Linked DNA regions of Homo sapiens: region 2 is linked to region 1. The links are chromatin loops, found by intact Hi-C in ENCODE. Cell type or tissue: endothelial cell of umbilical vein. All regions are shown on one strand. Links, peaks and the distances in the headings refer to the core of each region. The heading gives the core; the rest is flanking DNA. Region 1 holds the start of HMGA2 (high mobility group AT-hook 2). Region 2 has its middle 6.4 kb from the start of LINC02425.

Region 1 (16,046 bases), core at 6,632-9,131:
TTCCTTGCCACCCATGTCCTCCATCTTCAAAAAGCTATGGTATGAGTCAAATCCTTCTTGAGCCAGAGGAAACTCTCTGCTTTAAACACACATTTGGTATGACTCCTCTGGATAATTTCCCTGTTTTAAGGCCAGTATGTCAGGTAATACAACCTAGTCACAGGAGTGAAGCCCAGCCAGTGATTATGTACTCATGTACACCTCGAGGCAGAAGATCTTGGATGCCATTCTGCCTACTACACCTCCTGTCCCTAAATCTGATTTCAAAGCCCATGTTCTTCCTGCTACCCAAAGCTGCTTGATAATATATGGAGACCGAGATTGCTTGGGGCTGATAATACAATGTCAATAGATGAAAGGCAGACATGAAACTCCTCCACTTCTGTTCTGGTTCCATGACTTTTGTTGAAAGGAATGTTCTGTGAATCCCAGCATGTATTAAGTGCTCAATAAATAGGGCTGAATGAATGATGGATTGGACAGAGGAGAGTACTGGAAGACTTAATGTGATAAGTAAATAGATTTTAAATGAAGACCTAATTGTGTTAATAGAGATTCTCTCTAGTTTTAGATGAATTACATTTCTGAGTCCTGAGAGAATAACAGGTGAGATTTCTGCAAAATCAACTCAACTCAACATATGTTTCTTGAATGAATGAGTGGACAAATTTATTTTGTTTGGTGATCCTCTGACTACAGGACTAGGAAGCCTATCTGAAAGAATTTAAAACCCCAAAACTAATTTAGCAGCATATATTTGTTCTTGATGATACTGTAGGGAAACTCTTAGAGATAATCTCTCCTACATTTCATTAACTATTAAGCATTAAAGACACAATTATTATTATTATTATTATTATTTTCTTTTTGAGATGGAGTCTTGCTCTGTCACCCAGGCTAGAGTGCAGTGGCGCGATCTCGGCTTACTGCAAACTCCACCTCCCGGGTTCACACCGTTCTCCTGCCTCAGCCTCCGAACTAGCTGGGACTACAGGTGCCCACCACGTTTTTGTATTTTTAGTAGAGACAGGGTTTCACCGTGTTAGACAGGATGGTCTCGATCTCCTGACCTCGGGATCCACCCGCCTCGGCCTCCCAAAGTGCTGGGATTACAGGCGTGAGCCACTGCGCCCGGCCCACAATTATGATTAAATAATAAATTATTAAAGACATAATTTCTAAATTGTGGGTTTGAGCAGTGCGAATGACCTTATATTAAAACACATGAAATGTTTTTCAGCCAAAGTAGAATGCAAAGCTCTGAAGGCCAGATTATGTGTTTATTTTGCTTTGTTTTGTTGTGTGTGTGTGTGTGTGTGTGTGTGTTTTGAGACAGGGTCTCACTCTGTCACCCAGGCTGAAGTACAGTGGTACCATCATTGCTCACTGTAGTTGCGACCTCTTGGGCTCAAGTGATCCTCTCACCTTAGCCTCTCGAGTAGCTGAGACTATAGGTGCACATCACCATGCCTGGCTAATTTTTTTATTTTTTGAAGAAACAGGGTCCCACTATGTTGCCCAGGCTGGTCTCGAACTCCTGGCTTCAAGTGATCCTCCCACCTCGGCCTCCCAGAGTGCTAGGATTACAGGCATGAGCCACTTCACCTAGCCTATGTGTTTACATTGTACTTTACTAAACTTCTATTTACATACACACACACGAGTGCTATGCATTCTGTTCGATCAATATTAGTTATAATTTTTTTCTGTGACCTTATATAGATTCAATTCCAAAATACCTGATTATAATAAATCTGCATTTAATTACACATGAAATATATTCATGATTAATCAGTTATAATCTGAGTAAATCCTTAAATAATTCTTTTTAATTTGTGAATGTATTAAGGTGTCAATATGTCATTGATAAAGTGCAATATGAGAACTTAAATCTCCTTGTCACAGATGCATCTTTCTTTCGTTAAAAGAATGCCAAAGGTATTTTAGTATATCTAACGCTTTTCTCATCCTGTATGGCATGTTCTTTAAAATAGTAAATTTATTATAGATACCTTCGTTGTTGTAATAAATTAATAACTACCAGAAGTCTATCATGAACAGAACACTACCTAGACAAGACTAGTGCAAAAAAAAAAAAAAAAAAAAAGAGGTGCTTGAAATGCTACCTGTCTTCTGGGAATATACATAAAATTTACATATAAGCATGTGTATTAATCTATTCTCACACTGCTATGAAGAAATACCCGAGATTGGGTAATTTAGAAAGGAAAGAGGTTTAATTGATTCACTGTTCTGCATGGCTGGGGAGGCCTCAGGAAACTTACAATCATGGCAGTAGGCAAAAAGGAAGCAAGACACCTTCTTCACAATGCAGTAGGAAGGAGAAGTATGAGAGCTGAGTAAAGAGGGGAGCCCATTATAAAACCATCAGATCTTGTGAACACTTACTCACTATCATGAGAATAGCATGGGAGAACCACCCCCATGACTCAATGACCTCCCACCGTGTCCCTCCCACCATACGTAGGGATTATGGGAACTACAATTCAAGATGAGTTTTGGGTGGAGACAGAGCCAAACCATAGCAGCATGTATACCACCAAAATAGAAAAGACACTACCTAGTATGTGATAACATAGTGCTAAGACACCTTGAATTCTAAGATACATCCCAAATTCCAAGATGTTAAAGATGAAAATACAATATATCTTAATAGTTTTCATACATATGTACTATATATCTAAGACAGAAATTTTACATGTGATATTCTCAATCCTAGTCTACTTATTTTTTAAATGATGTTATGGGTTTGCTAAATTAATTTTACCACCCACTAATGGGCTGACCTGATCTAAACACTAATCTACATCATGTGTCACAGATAATTAAAAACCTTGTTAACATATACAACCAAGGTGCTAATTGCTTAATTCTATGGTGGGTGCAGAAGAAGAAAAGACACAATTGAATATGGACAGAAACTACCTGGAAAGTTTTCAAATTGGAAAGAAGAATTGAGCCTTGAATACATGGGTAAAATATGGTGTGATAAAGAAGAGGCAGTGAATGGTTGAGAAACATAAACTGGGGGAAAAACCCTCAGATGTAAATGTAAAAAAAAAATTCCTTTCCTTAAAAATAAAATCTAACCATTTAACATTATTTTAAAAATATATGAGAATCCTTTTTGAATAGTAAAAGTCTCAATAATTTCAAAGATTACAACAAATTTTAATGTTTCACCTACAGAAAGTATACAGAATTCTGAAAAATTAAATACAGCTTCCAAAGAATGAAAATATATAAAATTGATTTAAGTAGAACTTGATACAATATTTGTTTTATACCCTTGTTATAAATTCAAAAGGGGTCAAATAGTCTAATAGCAAAATGATAGCAGCCTGAAAACAAGTGGCTGTATATTCCCCCACCCCCAATTTTTCTGTGCTTCTCTTATATTCAAAGATTAACGCAAAAACAAAATTTTGGAATCTGCTCTTTGCTGACCTCTGTACACGTTACCAAAAAAAAAAAAATCCTAGGATATAATGAGGTATACAGCACAAAACTGGCTGGCTGAACTCCTCAGTGACTCCCCTGCATTCACCTTCAGAATTTCTCTCTACTCCTGGCAAAAAGTGAGCAAACAACACAAACCCAAAAACCTATTTTGTACGTGTATGTGAAATGTGCACACCACAGTGCAAATATGTGATAGTTTTTAAATGTGCACGATTGGCAGTTAGGAAATGTCACTGTAATCGTTAGGTGAAACTTCAATCCCTTTGATGAAGATACCATCTTTGAGCCAAGCCCTGACAGAAAACCTTTGGTTCCTGTTAGACCCCTCCCTCCCCAGTCAGCTGCTGGGCTCCATCCGGAGGGATGGAGGCTCTCTCTCTCCATTACAGCTAAGCGTTCCCAGACCCAGCAGAAACCCTGGGTTCCTGCAGAGCACTCAACGTGCAGCAAAGTGTCCCAGCTCTGCAAAGGGCAGCTGGAAATGGATTTAAAATGGCAACGCGGACCAATCAGCGCTGCCGCGCCAAAGCAGACATTTACACGCGCCTCCTCCACATGCACAGCGGAACCTGGCGGTGCCTAACTCCTGCTTAGGGCTGCAAAGTAGGCGTTTTTATTCCACGGTGGTCTGTATCTTTGAAAAAAATAAATTCTTCCCCAGGTGAAAGTTTTTATTTTGGAATTAGTCCAAAATAATTTTGGGTGTGATGTGTGAAAATCTGAACCTAATTTTTTCAGAGTTTTGTGTTATTCAAGGATGAAAAGAGGTACATTTAAAAATGTACTCCACCTTTTAAAAACGGACTGTGGCCATTATGGTGTTCACATAACTCAGAACAGCCCAGGCCATAAAATTAGGACTTGGCAGAAAGAGAGTTCTCAGGCAGAAGGTTAAATCGAGGTAAACTGAAGGGAGAGTTGGGCAGTGAGTGCAATTGTGGTGTTAGGAATCTACAAGGTGCCCTTTACCCTGGGAACATCGGATTCCCGGGGAGGGGGATGGGGAGGGAACTTCGGTTGCCTCTAGTCTTTCCTGGAGAAAAAAGTTCAATGAAGAAGCTGGGGCGCTCTGTGTGTGCACATTGTTTGCATGTGTCTGCGAATGTGCATGTCTATCTGCGTGCCTGTGTGTATGTGTGTGTGTGTAAATGCGGGTGTTTACCAGCGCATGAATGCCCCCGTGTCCACGTGTATCTGCGTGCATGTGCTTACACGCGTGTTCGTGTGTATCTGCATGCATGTCTCCGTGTATGTGCGCGCTCGCCCGCCCGCAGGCTCTGTGGTGAGGGCATTCCGAGGCGGAGTACGGCTGTCAGGGGACCTCTCCCACTCCACTGCAGTCCCTTCCCACTCACAGTGAACCGGTGCGCTGCCTGAGGTGCAGCCTAGACGCTTCCTGCAAAGTGTTGGCTCGGCACGGTAGAGGCGCAGGTAAAGGCCAAGCCCCGAAACGTGGCTCCGGGACAGTCACGTTCCCGCGCCTTCCCAGGACAACTGCCCAGGGGTGACCTCGAGAGGCGGGTGGAGCTAGGCCCACGGCGAGCCAGCCCGGGATCCCCGGCCTGTCCCTTTAACCCCGCCGCCGGGCGGGAGCACGTGAGCGGGGCTCCGGGTGGCACCCGGGCGCCGCCGCCGCCGAGGCAGTTGTATTTCGAACGCTGCCTCTGGCTAGCAGCCAGGCGCCTTGGCTCGGCGGTCCGCCTGGCCTCCCTCCTCCTCATACTTTTCTTCCTGCGCAACCCCCTCCCCTTTATCCGCCCACGATTAGAGGTGGGCACTCCCCCCACCACCACCCCCTCCCCAAGCGCAAGCGCGTGCACGCACACACACCACACACACTCACACTCACACACACTCACACACACTCATCCCACTTGAATCTTGGGGCAGGAACTCAGAAAACTTCCAGCCCGGGCAGCGCGCGCTTGGTGCAAGACTCAGGAGCTAGCAGCCCGTCCCCCTCCGACTCTCCGGTGCCGCCGCTGCCTGCTCCCGCCACCCTAGGAGGCGCGGTGCCACCCACTACTCTGTCCTCTGCCTGTGCTCCGTGCCCGACCCTATCCCGGCGGAGTCTCCCCATCCTCCTTTGCTTTCCGACTGCCCAAGGCACTTTCAATCTCAATCTCTTCTCTCTCTCTCTCTCTCTCTCTCTCTCTCTCTCTCTCTCTCTCTCTCTCTCTCTCGCAGGGTGGGGGGAAGAGGAGGAGGAATTCTTTCCCCGCCTAACATTTCAAGGGACACAATTCACTCCAAGTCTCTTCCCTTTCCAAGCCGCTTCCGAAGTGCTCCCGGTGCCCGCAACTCCTGATCCCAACCCGCGAGAGGAGCCTCTGCGACCTCAAAGCCTCTCTTCCTTCTCCCTCGCTTCCCTCCTCCTCTTGCTACCTCCACCTCCACCGCCACCTCCACCTCCGGCACCCACCCACCGCCGCCGCCGCCACCGGCAGCGCCTCCTCCTCTCCTCCTCCTCCTCCCCTCTTCTCTTTTTGGCAGCCGCTGGACGTCCGGTGTTGATGGTGGCAGCGGCGGCAGCCTAAGCAACAGCAGCCCTCGCAGCCCGCCAGCTCGCGCTCGCCCCGCCGGCGTCCCCAGCCCTATCACCTCATCTCCCGAAAGGTGCTGGGCAGCTCCGGGGCGGTCGAGGCGAAGCGGCTGCAGCGGCGGTAGCGGCGGCGGGAGGCAGGATGAGCGCACGCGGTGAGGGCGCGGGGCAGCCGTCCACTTCAGCCCAGGGACAACCTGCCGCCCCAGCGCCTCAGAAGAGAGGACGCGGCCGCCCCAGGAAGCAGCAGCAAGTCAGTACGAGGGCGCGGTGGGGGCACCAGCCCACCCCGTCCCCACTGCCGGGGCCCAGACACGCGCGGGGCGGCCGGAGTGCGGGAGCCCAGTCGCCGCGGCCGTCGCACACTGCCCGCCGGCCGGCCGGGGGGAGCGGCGCAGACCCCACGAGTGCGCCGCGCGGCCCCGGGGCGCCAGCAACCCTCCGGGCGGGGAGGTGGGGAGCCGCGGCGGGCGGCCCGGGGAAGGCGGGAGGTGGGGTCGGGCGAAGCGCGTCCTCGGACTTTCGCTATTGTGCACGGCCCCGAGTGGCGCGGTGTCGCCCAGTGACTGGAAGCGACCGGGATCCGACAAACCCGGGCTCGCAGGCGCTTTCCGAGTTGCTTTTGCAACTGCCCGGGAGGAAGGAGGTGCCGGGGACCCGGGCGCTTCGGCCGATCTGGGCTGAAGGGGCTAGAGTCTTGGGGGCCGGAGGCTCTTTCTCCCGCCTCCCGGGGCTGCTCGCGGGTCGGGGGCTGGCGCGCCGCAGCCGCCCCCTTGGCGCCCTCCTCCAAGCTCTCGGTGGCCCAAGACTCGCGCCCTCCCGACAAAGAACGCATGGAGACCCGGCTGCCTGGTCCTTTTTGGGCTCTTTAAATATGCGGCGGCCGCCGGAGGGAGCCCGGGGCAGGGGCTACGGGGAGCCTGGTTCCCCGCAGGACGGGGTTAACTCGCCCAGCTAAGGGCGCGTTGAAAGGAGTGTCCAAGAGAGTGCAGGGTAGCCAGGGTCGCTTCCTTGTCAGGGGCCCGGTCCCCCTTTTGCCCCTGGATCTCGCGCCTCAGAGCTGCAGCCATTAAATGCTCTTCTCCAAGGCCAGTGGCCGGGGGTTGAGTAGGGGACGATCGAGGGGCGCCCGGGACCCTGCGGAGTGGAGGGTTTTGTCTGCGGATGCAACCAATTAAGCGTGCAGCCGGCGCTTGCAGAGCTGCGCTCAGCGCGCAGGGCTGGGGGTTTTGTTCGCTGTAATTTCCAAGCCGCGGCGGGCAGAGTTGGAGCGGGATATGTCTATTGAGAACATTTAAACTCCACTTTCTCGGGCTTTAAAACTTGCTCTCTGCTTAGTCTTAAATCGCTTCCTTCATGGCAAACACGCCGATTAGAAAATAATCCTAGAGTCCCAAAGTTGTCCGAGAGCAAGGTGGGGAAACTGAACAATGTTTGCTTGCCAGTGCATTTTAGAAAAATTGAGAGTTGTACCTTTTTGAAATCATCAAAGGAAACAAGCCGATCTAGAGGCCCCTGAGTTTTCCCGCTCTGCCCAAGCGACACTTTACACCGCATTTGAATCCTGTTTTACACCTCCCAGGAAGTCTCTGCCCTCCCCCACTTGTTTCCCACCCGCCACCCAGTTCTAACTCACTAATTGCCCCCCCTCCAAAAAAAAAAAAAAAATCCAAAAGAAATTACAATGGGGTCTGGAGGTGATTGGATACTTTACCTTTGAGTTAAGGCAGAGTTCACAAAGAAAGAAAAATTTGTCTCCGATGTGTTTGCTCTCGATGTGCCCACTGGTGCTAGTGGTCCCACAGAAGCTTGCAGGGAACCTTCCCGAATTCTCTAAATGGGATGCGAATTTTCATTGAGGACGTTCATGGGTTTTAAGTTAATTAGTCTCACTTAATCACCGAATCTGAATGAAATGTGAATAGATGATTCACTGGATAAATATTTGGGATCTGGAATATTAATCATCGCATTCTCTTAACCACTTGAGTATTTACTACTTGGCATAGGAGCCATTTAAAGTTTTGCTAAACCAAGTGATTGCTTCCATTTCTCATTCCCAGACACTCCATTCCTCCTCGCTTTTACCTCCTTTTAGTTTTCTCCACTCCACCCCCATAAGAGTTTTCTCAAAAGAAAGTTTTGAAGAAAATATGTTTATTTTTATCAAAAGATATTTAAATTTAGACTGGAGGCCATGCCTGCATCTCCAAAAGGAAGTGGAGAATTGAAGCAATTAACTAGATGATTCAAGCAAAACCTCCCACCATAGATTTACTATAATTATTTGGAAATTTTAGGGGGAATGGAGTTATTTTGAACTGAAGAACTTGAATAATTGCTCCAGTATTTCACTCAAAATGTGTCAGTTGAATCATAATCCACCTAGAAGGCAGGTATACAAAGATGATTAAAGGCCACCTTTTCAATATGGAAGATTGTTGAAATATCTGTGATGGTAGCTTCGTATTTCTGTTGTTTGAAATGCTAGTATAATGCAGAGTGGTGTTCGTTTAAAATGCCTATTATTCCTATGAGTTGCCAAATGCATAGCCCTGTAAACTTTACACCTTAAAAGTATATGACTTTCTTTCTAGAACATGCCTCTTCAGTCTTTGTTACCATTTTAGGTTTGAAGTAGAATCTAGTTTTCATATACAAAATAGAGTTTCCTCTTTGAACCCTTGCATTAAAAGTATAGTTATTTCCCCTTTCTGTAAACTCTGTACCATCATCATCCATTTATGCTTGAACTGAACGTGTTCCAACAGCTCTTTTGAGCAGCACATGCAGAAAATATAGCTAAAGAGTCAGGGTCAATTTCTTTCAGACATTCTTGCCACAACAGCATTTTTTTTTCCCTCACAATTAGGAACCAACCGGTGAGCCCTCTCCTAAGAGACCCAGGGGAAGACCCAAAGGCAGCAAAAACAAGAGTCCCTCTAAAGCAGCTCAAAAGGTGAGATTTCTCAAGTCAAGCTCTCCTAACTTCATCAATGACTGACTACAGGAGCCTGCCTGTAACTTTCCCATTCTAACTCCGCAGCCAGGAATTTGTCCCAACTGGGTAACACAAGACTCATTTCTTACATTTAACATTAGTTAGATGCGAGTTAACCTTTTTTGTAAGCAGATGCTCAGCATAAAAAGTTTATGAAGATACTTAACAGTGTTGTTTTTAAACAAACAGCCACCAAATAATTTGAACCTTAAAACGGGTAGAAGTGAGGAAGGAAGGGGTTGCGGGGGGGGCGGGATGAAAATGACACAATTAATATTTGCACCAGTTGTAAATAGTTAAAAACAAATCAAAACTATAGATTTTGCCTGGTGGTAAAGTTTTTGCAATTTCCTCTGAAAAATGATAAAGATTGATTTACTTTGTGCTTATTACATGGCTACTGCAAACCAAATCCCCCTATTAAAGTACTTTGCCAAATAGACGATAATTAGAAGTAAATCTAGTTGTGGGATAGTGGAAAAATTCCATGAATTTTGCAGCTTTAATTGTGATAATAAAGTATACTGTTTGTTTTACAATAAACCTGCAGTATAGTATATCATAATCTCAAAATGCCTTTTCATCAAGTGACATAGAAATGTCTGAATTGGACAATGAGACTTTTTAAAACAAGTATTTGGCTCATTTAATATCTCTTTTTGGGCAGAATGGAACCCAGTTAAGTGTAATATTCAGTGTTTATCTTAATAAGTTTAAACTTGCAGTTTAAGATAACTTCAGGTTGGCTGTGTTTAAGCTAGCAAAGAGGAACTATGTCAGGGTTAATGCATGTATAGAGAAGTACCAGTCACTTTTTTGACTTTATAAATAAATTGGAAAAAAAAGTTTCTGCGTTGTATTTGTAGGTTTGTGTAGTAATTGAGAACAAAGTTTCAAAAATCAGAACTAAATTTGGATATACCTTTTCACCGGTTTTGGGTACTCCATGTACAGTATTTGTTAGAAAGGACTATATGCTCATCGTTTGGGGATTAATGTTTTGTGTGATTTTCTTTGTGACTGTGGGTACTAACTGTAATGTATGTAAACTGCCATAGCAACTAATGGTACATATAAAGTTATTTAGGAAGTTACTCTGAGTTCTTGTCTGTTTTAACAGTTTTGAACAGAGTTGAGGAGCATATTTTTAATATATTTAAATTTAATTGCTTCTTAGAGTTTAGATTTAATTGTTTCTTATTTAATCAATAAACTTTAAAATAGCTCTAAGTAACCTTGTTATTTAAAAATGGCAATATATAATCTGGTATTTTTAATATGAATACTTTACATTTGTTTCATTTTATCTCATTTATAAATTAACTAAAATGGACTGATTTTACCAAGGAGTTTTTCTATGTTGTGTAAGTGTGGAGTTTACCTAATTTACTTTTATTCTAAGGAGATGCACAAATGAATATCTTGTTAGATAGCTGACACGCATTTAAGCTGTGGTATAATTCCTCTGAAAAACACATCATGATAATATCTCCTAGGAAGAAATCTTTAAATTTCACCATAAATAAGTAATTTGAAATTTAATACTAAAAAGGAAAATGAATTGTCTCCCATATTTTACTATATTTCATGTTTTTTGGATGAATAGATAGAAACGCTCCCATCGCCTCCGCTTCATTTTAAAAAGCTTACCACTGACTAACAAAATTTGTATTGAGAAAAGGGAAGCTGAAGCTAGTGCCTAGTTTACCACCTAAAGCAAAATTTTTAAAGTTGATCTATTCCTAAGTAAGGGTTGATTTATTTTTAGTGACTCTAGTGACAGGCATTTGTAAATGACCCCCCTACGCCGCTCATCTTTCTGAAAATTCTTCATGTGTATGCATACATTATTCCAATTTCCAAAACAGAAGTAGGCTTTCTTTTTTCTAAAGATTCCTTCTCCAGAATCTTTCATTCTTTCAGACACAATTATTTCCTACAATGGTGTTATAAAAATCCCTCTTGTAATAAAAATGAATAAATACATTTGCCCATAACATGACTTATTTTTCTTCAGTTTTATAAATTACGCTTCATCTGGAGAAGAGAATACCTTGCAAAATAATGAATGACATTGATGAATCGTTCATGGCATGTGTAAACTTAAGGTATTTTCACTTTCAAATCAGAATTTGTTGAGTATGTTACTATTCTATATAAATATGATTTTCAAACATTTGTTTATTAAGCATATATTGTGTTCTAACAAAACATATATGTTCGTCAGGATTTTGCAATGCAAATCTTTTTAGAAAAAGTTATATTGTTCATAACATGTAAGATAAACATACCCTGTGAGACTGACCAGAATAGATATGAGAAGTCTTCTATGAGTAACAAAGTGAGTGTTTTCCTGTAAACTGAGACCCATCACAATGCAAAATACATTGCAAAGACTGGTAAGTATATGAGAAGAAAGAAGCCTAAAATTAGAGGAGCTGCAATGCACACTGAAATCCTGATGGTTATATACTTAAAATTTCTTGCTGCTTGGAGTTTCTTGACTTACAAAGTTTATATTTGGATTCAGTAATTGGCCTTGGGACATTTGAAAACAAAGCTGTTGATTTGAAAATTAACAGTGTGAAACTGGACAATGCATGCAGAATGTTGCAAGACCAAGTGAATGACTACTAAATTAGCCATCACTTCAATTTCAAACCATATTCAGTAGAAAATTGATTTATATAATATGTAAAACAAAGACATTTATAAGAACACAATTTCCTATGCTTGGAACTTTTGGAAGAGAAGATAATTATTCTTCAATCTACTTAATATTCCATTAAAACTAATTACTATGCATGACCATTGTGTAATGATTCTAGTCATTCCTCAGAACTCCAATCTGAGTGCTCAAAATTTGTCCCTGAATCAGTTTCATATAGTTACCTGAATAAAAGAAATCAGAAGTTAAAGTTTTCCTGAATAATTCATTTGTCCATGTGTGTATACGTCTGTGTGAGCATATCTTTACCCTTTTATTTATTTTTTAGTCTGAGGTACACCTATGACCAGTTATGTCTTAACTTCCTTTTTTGTTTTGTTTTGCTTTGCTTTGCTTTCCTGGTTGTGGTGGATGGAAATCTTTGCATTTTTACAGTTCCCAGATGGTTAGAGAGAAAGAAGTTATAATCTCCTTTAGTTTAGGGTTTTGTTGTACTTTTTTAATCATGACAGAATACTGGAGGGGTTGTCACTAATTCTTCAGTGTTGAAGGTCTCAGGTCAAATTCACCTTTAAGTTTTAAGCCAATTCTCATTCACATATTTTAGGAAGTTTTTTTCTGAGGTTGAATTAAATTTTATTGGAAGGAAAATGAAAATAAAAAAAAAAGATCTCAGGTGTGAGATAACCCTACTTCATCATGTCATATATTTGTTCACCACCCTTTTGACTTTAGGTGTAATGGACAGATCTAGGAAGCAAAGTGCAGAATGAAAATATCTAGATAAAGTAGTTATAGTTAAAATAATGTGTTCAGAGTAAATGTTTAATCTCTATGTTTGATTTGCTATAAAAAGAAGGCCTGAATTAATTAGATACTGTAAAGACTACTTCATGCTCCTTCTAATCATTTGCATTTCTCGAAATGTGGTTTGCTTTTCATAATCATTACCCACACCAATCACAGATATTTTAAAAAGAGAGAAGATAGTTTTAGTCACCATTTCAGAAAAATCATTCAGCATAAATGCTGAGTGAGGACAGAATTTTCTTCAGAATATAGTAGGCCTAATTAAAAGGAGAAACCAAAGACATTATTATTGGTGAGTTAAGGAAAGGTAACTTTGGAAGTTATCATATAATTCTGGCCTATGGTTTCTAAATTAAACTACTATGATTTAGTTTAATTCCTCTGTGTTTCAATGGGCAGGTAAGTTTTATTGTGGGATTCAGGGCCCTATCTGAGGATACAAATGAATTCAGGCGGATTCAGGGCCCTATCTGAGGATACAAATGAATTCAGCAGGTGAAATTAAGTAAAGTCCAACTGTTGTTCCATTATCTTGATATTTAGGCTGACTTACCTAAACAATTGACTAATTTTTTTCTTTCACTTTGCCAGGGAAGACAAAGCCTTACTTAATGCACCAGCACATTCTATCTGGTAATGCTTTTAATCATCACAGATTATGATCCAAATATGGGAGATTGAAATACATTTGAATTATCTTATGAAGTAATTTTATTTCAAGGGACCTATAGTTCTACTTCTCTGGAAGCTCTCATCCTTCTGAACTCTTCTGAACTTGAAGTCTCCTCATTTCTCTGGCTGACCTACATTCCTGGCTCATTTTTATCTCAAGTTCTCAACAGATCATTTTGCTAAGGAGATAGAATATACCAGATTGGTATTCTATTGCATTTCAGTTCTTTCTTGAGAATAGATGGGTGCTGAAGAGGATTTTATGTCAGTTAAATCATTCAAACATGTCTTGTCTTGTTAGTTGACTTTCTGCAGTTTACAGAGCAGAAGGCACAAAGTGGAAACTGAATTAATTTCACTGATTCTGAAGGTTTTAGTTATGAATCTTTGTTCTGCCAACCAAGAGAAAAGGGGAAATAGAGAACTGTTATTTGTTAGGGCATTGCATTATTTCATATTGTTTTAATACACTGAGCAATTTTGAATGGCATATTCTATTTAAATTAGGGAAGAGTAGTGCAGGCATTCTCTTTTGTCTAGGATCATGTTTGCTCAGAAGGTAACTCCTGTGATCAATAGCAATGATCTCTTGTATCATTGCTATTGATTTTTATGATTACAAAGAAGTAGAGAGAAGATTTGGAGGAGAAGAATCTTAAACTTTGAAAATGATAACTTTGCCTGTCATTTGGCTTTGGTTTTAATTTAGTGTTTGTATACATGAAGATAAGCATGTGCAAAATAAGGACACCAGAGTTGACAGTAAAGGCTAACTTGGGTAATAGGCAGGAACTACAATGGGTGATGGAAATTACTTATATTTTCTATTGGAAAATATATTGTGATAGCAAATTGTAATGTCTCTTCAAGGCTAAAAGTGTTGCATGTAAAATTAGGAAACTTACAGAACTGGATTATCAAAAAGGTAAAATGAGAATTTCCTCAGTACTTAGTGGGATTGATTCGTAGAGTTGATTTTGATATCAGTGTACATTGATTTATACTGTTTATATTTTTAAAAATAGCAACTGAAGGAAATAAAATGTGCTTTCTAGGCTTTGGATAGTGGGCTTCATGCAAATCAAGATACATGCAAACAAGACAGGGCACCATCACACCCAAATATTTTTCTAGTTTTTTTTTTTTTTGGTACAGATGCACTGATGGATTTGCAGTGGGGGATTTCTGGCTATATCACAGTACATAAAAAAAATGATGAGAGAACTTGTAATAGCAAAAAATTAATAGCCACCTAAACCTGACCCTGAAGTCAGAATTGAATTATTCTTAGTTTCCAACCTCTGCTCTTGTCCATGTGTTTATAGGAAACTTGGAAATACATTACTTTTAACTAATTTGATTTTCACCCTAGAAGGTTATCTTTTATTTTTTAAATTTTTGAATGGCAGTTTTATTTTATATGGGAATAGCTCTCCAAAGAACAGACACTTCACTGCATTGAAATCAGATTGGGTCTCAGTTCTACTACCTGTGAACATGGGCAGGTTGCTTAATCTCCCATTTGTAAAACGGGAAGTAACACCTGCCCTGCCCTACTGAAGTAAGATAATGCTTGGAAAGTCACTTTGGAAACTAAGAAAATTGGTAAGTATTATATTTGTGGGTAGCATTTTAAAATAAGGGGAGGGAAAAGAAATTACATTTGACTAAGTGCTAAATGCCATAGCTTTTGTCAGGCACTTTATATATATGTTAGCTCCTTTAATCCTCTGATTTAGGCATTGTGGTCTTCATTCCACAAATGAGAAAACTGTGATTCAAAGATGTAAACAGGACATATCTGATATTCAACTCTGGTAAATGGTAGCACCTGGGTTTGAATTCACTTTAATTCTAAAGCTTATACTCTTTCCACTACCATGTGCTGAATGTTCTGTAAAATATTTGTTACAAGGTAGATTTCTGTTATCTCCAGTAACCTGAAATGCAGGTTGGAAATTACGCTTTGGGAAACCTTTGAAGGGCCACTCCAAAGGTTATAAAGGGATTGGAAATGTATGCCTTCTGCGACTGATACCCACAAGACTTCTGGTTCCCAAATAATATCATGGGGCTATGTCTTTGGGAATTGTAACACATCCAGAAGTTTTCTTCTTTGCTAAATGAGAGGGCTAGGTGAAATTATCTCTAGTTTTACTGAACTCTAGAATTCTGATGATAAGAGGGAAATAAGACACACATATAAACACTTTTCCTTCCTTTCCTCTTGCCCTCCCTCCCTCCCTTCTTCCTCCTTCCTTTTTTTCCTTCCTTCCTTCTTTCCTTCCCTCCCTCACTCCCTCCCTTCCTCCCTTCCTCCCTCCCTCCCTCCGTTCCTCCCTGCCTCTCTCTTTGCCTCCCTCCTTCCCTTCCTTCAACAAGTATATAGTGAACACCTCCTGTACACGAGGCACTAGTGCTAAGCACTGTTTTCAAGCTCAAGAGATGTATTTGCTAGTGAATTTCTTTCCTAATTAGTTTTTAAAATATGCAGTACATTGAAGAGCCTGGAGTACAGAACTTCTTAGAGAAAGAAATAATTATATTTCCCATTTAACATTTCTCCTAATCTTCATGGACTTGCTTCTAAATATATCATAAAATTAAGTGTACAGTTTTGAATCTGAAGTTTAAAACATAAAAATATTAATGAGGGCAAACAAGGGAGAAATGACACTTTTAATGAGATATGATTGTTGTAAATATTCGCATAATAGTGCTGGTAACAGTCTGAAATTTCAGTTCTTACCAATGAGAATTCCGACCATATCTCCCTTTTCTCTCTTGATGTGAGCAATAAATAGTGAGAATTAGTTATGCCTCTGTTATACATGGGTTTGTAGTATAAAGCCAAATTCTATTCTGGCAAA
Region 2 (12,104 bases), core at 3,073-5,572, 210 kb after region 1:
TTCTTCTTTGTTGGTTCTCGAAACTGAATTCCCTGGGTTGGGGTTTTATACTACAATTTTATCTTCTACACTTTTCTTTACTTCCCCCTTCACTCTACCCCCGCTATCCCCCCACTCCCTAGGGGCTTTGGCTTCAAATCAAAACAGCTTTCAAGTGGCCAGGACCAAGTTCCAAATCTTCTATGTTTCCTACAGATTTTCCTTCTTTCCCAGATTTTTCTAAGCCCCACTCTTTGTAGGAAGGCATGCACCTCCAGATAGGGTCCTGACTGTAAGCATTGTGCTTGGGCCCCCATCCCAACTGCAGAAGTTTATTTGAAGTATGTTACTCTTTGCCTGCTTCTTAACTTGAGGCCCAATAGTCTTACAATGTCATTTTTTTCCCCTACTGTAAATCAAGGGACAGCTGTCTTTGGACTAAATTCCAAATAGTTGGTCTGGAAATGAACTTCTCAGTGGGTCCCTCCTCTATTCTGGCTGACATTTCCCCATTAATTTCTTTTTCTCTTTCATCCATTCATTGGCTGATGAGTCTATAAATACACCTCATCTGCTTTTACTTTGCTTTTTAAGAATAAACTGATACCAAACACACTGTCTTAATTACATCCACAGGCAAAGCATAACGAGTTTAAATGTTGTCACAATATAGTTTAAAAACTTGACATGGTTCATTATGCCAGCTGTGATAAAACTGGGAAATGAAAACCTTAATTTGGATGTGTAAATGAGTAATTCATCTGAAAAGGTATTTTTAACATTAATAAATGAGAATACCTAGAAACCTACTAAGCAAAGGAAGGGAGTTGAACAGGAAACCGATAAGTAGATTGGTAAAGAAGCAAGGAAACCCGGCCTCCATTCCTCTTGGGCACAACACCTCTAAAATTAGGCAAGTCAGCCCTCCCAAATTCAGACCAGACCTGGGAGAACATTGTTCCTCATTCTGTTCTTGAGCATTCACATTATGAGGTGGCTGCTGATTCATGAGGATCTGAATTCTAGGTGCACATCAGGAAGGAAGGCTCAGGAAAATTCTGATTTATGCCCAGAAGACAGTAGGTTTTGGAAAACTCTACTTTTAAGATGAAAACAAGATTAAAGGGAAGGATAAGGTAACACTCATACGTTCTTGATATAAAATTACTTCTTTTAAAACCTTTGGTTCTGATGATATGGCTGATAACTTTCCAATAGCAGTAGCCCACTGGGATAAATTAACATTCTGAATTTTGTGAAGCAATCTTTGTTTTCCTGAGGTATTTTCACACAAACACATTCTTAACTGATGGAGAGCAATGGAGAAATAAATATTCATTTTTGAATGGGAAATAAAAGTCAATGGCAAGTTTCTCAGGTAGGAAACTACTATAATCTCCCAGTTTTCACACATAAAAAGCCTCAAGAAAATAGCAGTTAATGTACGTTGAGTCATATGTGAAAACTGATAGACATATCAAAAAAGTTTTAAATGAGTCAAAAGAAGAAAAGGCTTACAGATGGCCAGATGGCTTTGACATTGATGGAGTAGTATAAGAAGAGTGATGATCAGATGTTTTACCGTTTCTATGAGAATCATTCAAAATAAATGTGATTAAACTGTAGAAAAATCAATTTTGGCAATGTATAAGAAGTTGCAGACTCTAGCTGGAACCCATTCATCACCAGATGAGTTTATTAAAGGATACTGTGGAAGAATCCTTTTCTGGGTTTTCTTTTTTTTTTTTAGACACAAAGTCTTGCTCTGTCACCTATGCTAGAGTACAATGGTGCAATCTTAGCTCACGGCAGCTTTGAACTCCAGGGCTCAAGTGATCCTCCTGCCTCAGCCTCCCAAAGCTCTGGGATTACAAGCATAAGCCACCATGCCCAGCCAAGAATCTAGTTTTTTTAAAAAAAGCTCAGGGAACAGCATGTTAATACTAACTCTGTGCTAGGCATTTTCACATAAATATCTTACTGACTCTTTGCAGCAACTCAGCAATAGGCATTAACTCTGTGCAACAAGACGTACAGATAATCTCCAATTGTCATGCATTCAACTTCCATATATCATGTGTGGACAGCTATACACTGCTTACTACATACTAAAACCACGCTTTTATACATCAGTTTTGATGAATAAACTTTTTGAGGGCCCTGGTGGCTGCTGGCTGGCTAATAATTCAGTTTGACAGCCTTGCTTCTAGACAGACAATGCTGTGGATTCACCAAACCATTTAGTTTCTCCCCTGGGCACATGGAAAAACTACATCTCCCAGTCATTTTGCATCTAGATGGCATATTGTGACAATTGATGGCCAATGAAGTGTAAGAAAGTGTCAAGTGTGTACTTCTAGCCCTGGCCCTTAAAAAGACCCATGAGAGGCCGGCATGGTGGCTCACACCTGTAATCCCAGCACTTTGGGAGGCTGAGGTGAGCGGATCCTTTGAGCCCAGGAGTTCAAGACCAGCCTGGGCAATGTGACAAAACCCCATCTTTACAAAAAATACAAAAATTAGCCAGGCATGGTGGCATGCACTTGCAGTCCCAGCTACTGGGGAGGCTGAGGTGGGAGGATTTCTTGAGTACAGGAGATGGAGGCTGCAGTGAGCCCTGATTGTGCCATTGCACTCTAGCTTGGGTGACAGAGTCAGACCCTGTCTCAAAAGGAAGAAGAAGAAGAAGAAGGAGGAGGAGGAGGAGGATACGGGGAGGGGGAGGGAGAGGGAAGAGGAGGAAGGGGATGGGGAGGGGATGTGAGAATCCCTCTCTTTGCTCATTGGCTGCTGAATAAAGCAGACCCAGCACAGGCCTCCCAGGGAGGCTCTGATGGATAACAGAGTCTCTGAGGGAAGATGCCAGGACACCTGAGTCTGGCAACTTAAAGAAGAGCTGCCCAAGCAAGATCAGCCCCAGTGGACTCTCTCTCTCTCATTATCTATCTCTCTCTCTCTCTATCTCTCTATCTATCTATCTATCTATCTATCTATCTATCTATCTATCTATCATCTCTCTATCTCTCTATCTATCTATCTAATCTATAGATTAGAGACAGGGTCTTCCTCTGCTGCCCAGGCTGGAGTACAGTGGCATGGTCATGGTTCACTGCAGCCTCTACCTCCTGGCCTCAAGTGATCCTCCCACCTCAGCCTCAAGTAGCAGGGACTACAGGTGTGTGCCACCATGGCTGGGAAATGTTTTAATTTTTTGTAGAGACAGGGTCTTGCTATGTTGTCCAGGCTGGCCTTGAACTCCTGGACTCAAGTGATCCTCCTGCCTCAGCCTCCCAAAGTCCACTGGACTGGACTTTTTATGAGAAAAAAAATTAAACTAAATCAGTGAAATTTGGAATTTGTTTGTAACAACAGTAATTAACAATAACTACCCTTATGAAATAACTTCTATGAATTCAGTGATCCAAACAAAGATTAATATTGGTGCAATTATTTGAATATTTTACTGTAATTTGTCATAATTTTTCTATTAAAAATTATGAAAATAGAATAATAAAGGTTTAAATACTAGTAACAGGAGTATCATGAACTTAATATAATACAGAAAAGAATAATAATTATTAGACATATTAAAAGTGATGTCTCTAACCTCAGCCAGGCGCTCACTTAAGCATGTTGACTACACATTCGGTTACAAAGAAAAATAAAATTAGAGAATGTGTGGGAGATGCTAGAATTCTAATCATTCAACTATTGTGTCTAAAAAGCAAGACTTATATCAAAACAGGATCCCTTGCCCCTTTTATATTAAATCCATTGTTTCACTATCTTACAATCAACTTGCAGGCATGTTTTCAGGATCAAAAGACAAAAGTGTCCTTTTTCTTATTTTTAAATATAAGAATATTAAAAATCAGAAAAGTTGAACAATTCCCCCAAAGTCTTGTTAATAAATAATAGAATTAAGATGCATTTCAAGATTGGCATCAGCCTAAAGCCTTATTCTTTTCATTATACCTCACTGCCTCTCATCTCTGTAAAAAATTAGGATGTCTGCCTGTCTTTGAAGAACAAAATATGTAAAATGAATGATCTTACAGCGCCCCCTTTGAGCACTTTGATTCTATGATAAAGACATTTCCATCATTTCCTGATGTTGTGAATGCAGGAGGCTCATGAAAAATGTCCCTTTACTACAAAGGTTGGCAAGTGCTCAAAGATATGGCTTTAGTCAGCTATGCCATGCTGTCTTTACTAAACAGCATTATTTCTAGGAAGAATTTCTATTACTTTAAAGTGGAAAATAAAGTTACAACAACATTAAAGAGTATGTTACAGTTCCACGCTCTATTCTGTTGGCAGAAAGCTTGGTCTCTGCACCAGCATTCTGCCCCAACTGGCCATGTCTCAGGAGAAAAGAATTCCTCTCATCTCTCTACAGCAGCCTTTTCTGCTTAACTTAGACCCCCACCAAAGCCGGGTGATGAATACAAAAGGTTTCTAAAGAGAGAAATGGCAAGGAGAGAGCTTGGAGACACCGTACCTCTTGAAAAGAAGAAAAAATAAGTAAATAGTTTATTATCATCATGGGCCTTGGAATGACATCATAAGACCATCCTTTGTCACCTCTGCCATTTCAAAGCCAATGCGTATGAGCTATTTTAACTGAAAAAATTATTTTTCATTGACTATCCAACAACTTTGACTTTATACAGTATTTTGAGAACCCATTTTTATAATAACTCAGTTCCACAGACTTTTGGACTCATTCGAAAGTGCATGTAGTGGTCAGACTTTTGCTTGTGAGTGATATCAGTGTGAAAATAAGCTTTAATAAAGTTGCCAGCATCCATGGACCTCTGTACCCATAACAACTTCCATGGCTTCAGTTCTGCCAAAGGTTTTGCTTGACGGGTATTTCCTATGAAGCTTCTCCTGCTTTCCCACCCATAGCACTGTTCTATGGCCCACACGGGGCCAGAAGCAGCCACTAGGAGAAATTATTGGTCAGGCAACCCTCCAGTGCCGCAAGCCCGGCCCTCCCTCTTCATGTCCCTGAGCTGTGTCCAAAAATAGAAAATGAGACATGATGATGGATTGAGAGTAGGAAGAAGGGAGGGATCTCGGGGTGAGTGTTTAAGTCAACACAATGGAATTCCACCAGCAAAGGCTTGCTGCATAAATCACTCTTGAGAGAAAGTTGGGCACACTGGGAAGTGTGTTGGGGCTTCCAGGCAAGTGGTGGATGGGCACTATCAGGAGGCACACCCAGAAAGAGGTGGTGCAGTGTGGAACAGGACTTCTCAAACTTGAATGTGCCCATGAATAACCTGGAGATCTTGCTGAAATGCAGGTTCTGACTCAGTTGTCTGGGGTGAGGCCTGAGATACTACCTTTCTAGTAAACTTTCAGTTGACAATACTTTGAGGAGCAAGGATGTAGAAAGTAAGAACACAAAGTCCGATTTCAGAACCTATGAGCTGTGAAACCTTGAGCTTCAGTGTTTTTATCTGTGAAATGGAGATTGTTTTAAGTACTCTTGTATCAGATTATTGTGAGCATTAAGTGACATGATGTCATTTACCTGGGACATAATAAAGAATTCAATATGTTGATCGCCATCAATATTTTATTTTTACTCATTTGAGCATTGGGGCAGCTTCCAAAACATTGATCTGTCGATTTGATTTTTTAATGGTGAGACGAGGTGCGCAGAATGAAGTGAAGTCCAGGGTGGAGGGATAGGAGTAGGTGGAGGAAGTGGGAAGAAAAGTAAGCCTGGGAAGGAATAAAAAGAAAGATCCCCCTTTCGGCCGGAACCACCATCTTCCAGTAATTCACCAAAATGACGAATACAAAGGGAAAGAAGACAGGCACCCAATATATGTTCTCTAGGCCTTTTAGAAAACATGGAGTTGTTCCTTTGGCCACATATATGCGAATCTATAAGAAAGGTGATATTGTAGATGTAAGAGAATGGGTACTTTTCAAAAAGGAATGCCCCACAAGTGTCACCATGGCAAAACTGGAAGAGTCTACAGTTACCCAGCATGCTGTTGGCATTGTTGTAAACAAACAAGTTAAGGGCAAGATTCTTGTCAAGAGAATTAACGTGCATATTGAGCACATTAAGCACTCTAAAAGCCGAGATGGCTTCCTGAAACGCGAGAAGGAAAATGATCAGAAAAAGAAAGAAGACAAAGAGAAAGGTACCTGGGTTCGACTGAAGCCCCAGTCTGCTCCACCCAGAGAAGCACACTTTGTGAGAACCAATGGGAAGGAGCCTGAGCTGCTGGAAACTATTCCCTATGAATTCATGGCATAATAGGTGTTTAAAAAAAAAAAAAAAAGACCTGTAAGGACTGTAAGAAAAAAAAAAGAAAGATCCCTACCTATACCTTCATCATTCATGTTCAGACAGAAAATTTCCCAGTGACAGATGCATCGCTGTGAAATTACATTAAGAGAGGTATTCCTAGGGAAGCTGCGGGACATGCTTTGTGGTTTCTTCATCTATTACGAAAATAAAGGCACTGAAGTAAGGCTGTAGCTACCAAAGTACCACATTGCTTTAACACACATGTGACTCTTACAGAACTTTTTTACATTAGGGATAATAGCATAAACTTATCAACTGAATTAAACAAAGTAAACCAAATTATTTTTGATGCAAATACAGAGTACTCCACCAAAATTTTGGTCAAAGTGCTTAACTCTTAAACCTTTCTCCAGTGCTCTGAGATTACGAGGGGCACAAGTGAAGAATACCTAAAATTGTAATTGCACCCTAGTGGCCCAACAGCTGACTATAGTCCATGGAGTTTTGGGTTTTGGTTGATTTAAATTAATTGCTACATTTAAATAAAGGAAGAGTTTGGCTCAATTCCCTCCCAGCAACTAGAAGCTGAAGTTGAGTAATGGATACTCCTTTTAAATGAGACATGCACTCTACAGTTTGCGACTGTTTCCACTATTCCTTATAAGCATACACAGACTTTACTCATTTACCTTATCAATCTAAGCCTGTGTAGAGAGTTGAGTTTGTCACTCCTGACCTAAGAAGAGGTGGTAAAGAAGCATGGGATTTCTTCCTAGAAGGATGAATAAATGCAAAAGAGATGAAAAATGAGGGGAAACCCCATTTTTAAAATATTTACTCACATATTTACCATTTAAGTGCTCTTCATCTCTTTCTGTAGGTCCAAATTCCCATCTAGTATCATTTTCTTTCTGCTAAAAGAACATTTAACATTTCTTAACGATCACACGCCTTTTATTGACCTGAAAAAAATTTTATTTTGCCTTTATCTTTTAAAAAAATCTTCAGTAGGTATAGAATTCCAGGCTGGCAGATTTTTGTTTTTCTCCAGCACTTAAAAGATGACCTTCCATTGTCTTTAGGCCTGCATGGTTTATGACGAGAAGCCTGCTATAATTCTCAAGTTTATATCTCTGTACATAACGTATCTTTTTCTCCCTGGCTGTGATTTAGATTTTCTTTTTGGCATTAATTTCAGAAATTTAACTATGATGTGCCTTAGTGTGATTTTTTTATATTACTGCTGTTCGGAGTTTGTTGAGCCTTTTGAATCTATGAGTTTACATTTTTAATAAAATTTGTATAATTTTCAGCCACTTCTTCAAATAGTGTTTCTGTTTCACCCACATCACATTTGTAAGACTCCAGTTACACATATGTTGCATGGCTTTATAAGATCCCAGAGTTCACTGGGGCTCTCTGTATGTGTGAGTTTGCTTTTAGTCTTTTTTGTTCTTTTTTTTTTTTTTTTTTTTTGAGATGGAGTCTCACTTGGTCACCCAGGCTGGAGTGCAGTGGCACAATCTCGGCTCACTGCAAACTCCACCTCCCATATTTAAACAATTCTCCTCCTCAGTTTCCCAAATAGCTGAAATTACAGGCACCAACCACCATGCCTGGCTAATTTTTGTATTTTTAGTAGAGATGGGGTTTCTCTATGTTGGCCAGGCTAGTCTCAAACTCCTGACCTCAAGTGATCCACCCTCCTCAGCTCCCAAAGTGCTGGGATTACAGGCATGAGCCACCGTGCCTGGCCTTTTTTTTTTTTTCCAACCTGTGATTCATTTTGGATAGTTACTATTGCTATGTCTTCAGGTACAGTGACTTTTTCTTCTGCATCATATAAGATGCTGGTAATCCTATCCAGCTTATTTTTTATTTCATATTTCCATCTCTATAAGTTTCATTTGGGTCTTTTTAATATGTTTTACTCCCTATTCATAGTGTTTATGTTCTCTTTTACATCCTTAAACATAGGATAAACTTTGTTAAGGTCCTTGCCTACTAATTCCATTATCTCTGTCATTTCTTGATCTATTTCTACTGATTAATTTCTCTCTTGTTATAAATCACATTTTTACACTTTCTGGTATATCTACAAATTACTATTTGAATTACAGATATCGTTAATTTTATTTTATTGGGTGCTGGATTGTGTTCTCTTCTTTAAAGAACATTGGATTTCGTGGCAGATCAGTTTGATTCATGAAAGGCTCATTTTTACATTTTGTATGGTGGTTCCAGAGCAGCTTTTATTATAGGACTAATTTACTCCACTACTAAGGCATGGCACATCTGAGGACTTCACCCAATGCACTATGTATTTTGAGGTTTCTCCACTCAGGCTGGTAGAAACACGAAGTATTCCCGGTCCTCTGTAAGCTCTAGGTATTGTTCAGCCTGTGCTTTCAGGGAGTTCTTCACCGCAGTCTTCATAGTGTCTTCACGAGCACATGCAGATCAATAAAACTCATCCAAAGACATGGGGTAAGTGCTCTGCAGATCTCCAGAGCTTCCTTTCTATCTAGTTTCCTCTTTCTGGTAAACTCCCCTGCAAATTCTAGCCTCCTCAGTCTCCCCAGACTTTAAACTCTGTCTCTTCAACTTAGCAAGACCACTAGGCTGTTTTGGTTATTCCACCATGGGTAGTATCCTGGAAACTGCCTCCAGGTATAAGGTGTGGCAATCACAGGGCTCATCCCATTTATTTTCCTACTCACAGGGATTAAAATCTTGTTGTCCGATGTCTGACGTTTTGTCTCATTTCTAACTGTTTAAAATGGGAAGACAATTGCTGTAGCAGTTAATCATTGATGGTCAGCAGCAGAAGTTAGTGTAGTTGCTAGAAAACCAAGGCAAGGAGAGCATTTCAGGCAGGGCAGGGATGATCACATAAGCCAAGGCAAATAGGTGAGAAACAGTAATTATGAGTATCAGAAAACAGCAATTTGGTGTTGCTGCACCACAAAGCTAAGGCTGGAAGGGACTGGAAAAATATGAGGCTGATGCCGGCATCCAGGGCCAGAATTTGAGGCTTCTGGGGTTATGTGATTAAGAACTATGGAATAGGAAGAAAAACAATAGTCAAAGAATTAGGAGACCTGGGTTCAGATTCTAGTTTATTATTAGCCATGTAACTTTGAACAACTCTTTTGTGCTTTAGTTTTCTCATTCGTAAAATAAGAAACCTTCCTTAGTTTTTGCCCAAGACTATATTTCAAGGTAAAATTTTCATAACTGAGTTCAGTGGAGGTGGGGGGACCCTTTGGGCTGGGGTCTTCAGAGAAAATAGGTTTCTAATACCAAGTATTTACTGGATACCTGCTACATGCCAAGATGTGTGCCCAGAGCTTTAAATACATGGTTTAGTCCCTACAATGACGCCCCCCGCCCGCCACTCATCCCACAGATCAGCCAACAGAGAGGTTAATAGTTTGTCAAAGGTCACATGACTAAAAAGTGATGGTAACAAGATCTGAACTCAAGTCTGAGTAATTATATTTTGCTGCTCCTATCTTGGGCCAGATATCACTATGTCTTTAAAGCTCCTTGGGTAATTCTAATGTGCATCCAGGGTTAACAGTCACTGACTAGAAAGGTTAAAAGCAGGTTTGAGACAACAACCTTAATAATTGAACAAGTAACACCTTGAATAATGCCTCCCCTCCCTAATTAAGTCAATTTGCACACACAGTGATTGTACCTATACTCCAGCCCAACCCCTATAAAGAGCTGGAGAATGGGTGGGTGACTCTTTGATTTTCTGGAACAGGATGTCTTCAAGAGGTGACCTCCTCATAGAGCGAGTGGTCAGTTGTACTATCTAATCTTCTTTGTGCTTTTTGCAACAGTACAGATTGACTAAGAATATATTAATATTTATTAATTTGGGGGCAAATTGATGCCACATTTTATGCAATTTAATTTTCGGAGCATAATGATGTTATTATAATAACATTTTACTGTAACAATAGCAATTGAAACCCTACTAGGGTCCATGTACTGTGCTGAGCACCTGTATTATTTCAGTTAATTCTCACAACAACCTCATGAAGTAGTTGCAGCTATTGTTCCTGTTTTACAGAAAACTGAGACTCTAAGTTACACAGTGAGGAGTGCAGAAGTGAGCCCAGCCAGTATGGCCCCCCAGCCAAAGTTCCTAGCCCTTCACTGTGTCGCTGCACTTCTTATAGTGGCTACCGGAGGGAGGAAGAAGGCATTTTGTTTTTCTTTTTCAGTTACAAATAGTGAAACAAGAACAATCAAAGGGGCTAAATAATGTCCTATCATCCTTTTAAAACATAGACTAGAACAAAAAATGAAACTCTTGATTCCCTGAGACTAAAACCTTTACATTCTTCTGGTCTCTTGTATGTGAAACCTCATTTTTGGCACACGGGTCATTGCTCAAAAGCAATGCGTGCCTTTATCTTTTTGATCTGTGTGTGGTCTCACTAATGTACGTGTGTTAGGGCCGTGCCACAAATCTGGCACCCCCTTCACTAGTAACGATTTTACTACGCAGACCACGTTAACGTGAAAAACCTGGAACAAAGAGAAACTCTGACTAGCAGCATTGTTTTCATGGGGAAATGGGCTACATGATATTTCACCCATTGATAGGAAAAACAGTTTTAAAACATTTTCTTTTTAGGGTGAGAATTGCCAATGTCTAAATCAAAGATGAATACTTAAAAGATCTAGGGACATGAGAAGCCAATAATAGCTTGGATGATAATACAGAAGCCTCCATTCAAATATCCTGGAAACTTGCACCCAGTTTTAAGCAAATGAGCACAAGTGTGTCTCTGATTGAGACCAAATGTTTTGGAACGCAATTTTACCTTAGACAAGTCTTGGTTATTCAACAGATAATAGGTTTTGGCGAACTTCTCTACGGGACAAATAGACATTTTTCCAACAGCATGTAAAGTGACTTTTTCACACTTCTAGGAGAAAAAGGTACGGGAAGAAGTGCCTTGCTGATTAGGAAACCTTAGTAGCCTCCGATCATAAATTTTGCCCACCAGCAACATTGGCAGTGACAACAGCGTGCATAAGAAAAATGCGTAGATGACTCCATTGTTTCATTTAGATTGTTAGTTTTAACTTCTCTCAAGCAAAAAACAACTCTTTGATTGAGCTTACTATGAAGTATGAAAATTAACATAAATATAATTCCACACACACTCCCAGCTCTAAAGAGGCGTTTATAAAGACAGCAGAAAAGCAAGCCAGATCAAACATAATAGCAAATTGGATAGTAGCCTGGAATTAACAGTGGATTGATGAATCAACCTCACATTTTTATCATTTTTCACTTAAGAAGCTTTGATCCAGTGTAAAGATTATTTATTCTCTCAAACCCTGTGCATAGTGAGTGCTGCCCTGGGGTATATTCAGTATCAGAATTATTGTGGAAGAGATTTCCCCACTGGGCAGGAGTTTGGACTAAATGATTCTAGATGTTGGGTAGAACATGCTGAATTTGTAGATAACAGGTCTGTTCAAGGCCTGAGGAAATCGTGCAGCCAACCTCGAGCCATTGAAACACTTCCAACAAAGCTTCTGAAGTAAAAACATTGAGTAGCTCCCAGGTTTGTTCCAGTAAACATTGGCCATGTTGGGGACAGGTGGGTAATGGAGTCTAAACATCCCTGGACACTGTGCCGCAGATTCTTTCAGTGTTCTCTGTGGTCTGCCAGTGAAGGCTAAGTTCTTGGACTCCATGCATAAAATGTGGGGTCACTTTGCTCCAACATTAATGAAGCGGTGTCATTTGTCTGGGGTAAATACCCAAGATTCATTGTCTGATGGCCACGGAAAACTAGGACGGATACGTACACAC

Evidence for each region. A loop is a pair of places that touch in the nucleus more often than their neighbours do. Peaks named below come from ENCODE experiments on the same cell type or tissue, not always from the same donor. Only the 100,000 strongest peaks of a DNase experiment are listed, where the experiment ranks them.
Region 2: a loop joins it to region 1, with 5 times the contacts of the local background. A loop is called at or near these places in 5 of 110 quality-filtered maps.

What each region holds. Positions count from the first base shown.
Region 1 is chr12:65,819,104-65,835,149 of GRCh38, forward strand. HMGA2 (high mobility group AT-hook 2) reads left to right here and starts at 5,380. Exons shown (of 5, transcript NM_003483.6): 1 at 5,380-6,278; 2 at 8,898-8,984. The coding sequence starts at 6,168. It also overlaps the pseudogene RPSAP52. RefSeq lists an enhancer at 6,500-7,107. In endothelial cell of umbilical vein, for the core only: no CTCF peak of the experiment used is centred there; DNase peaks (open chromatin) are centred at 7,268, 7,938 and 8,818; H3K4me3 peaks cover 1,808 bases; H3K27ac peaks cover 2,500 bases.
Region 2 is chr12:66,031,453-66,043,556 of GRCh38, forward strand. It overlaps the pseudogene RPL21P18. Among named protein-coding and RNA genes, the nearest start is that of LINC02425, 6.4 kb to the left of the region's middle. In endothelial cell of umbilical vein, for the core only: a CTCF peak has its summit at 4,055; DNase peaks (open chromatin) are centred at 4,049 and 5,029.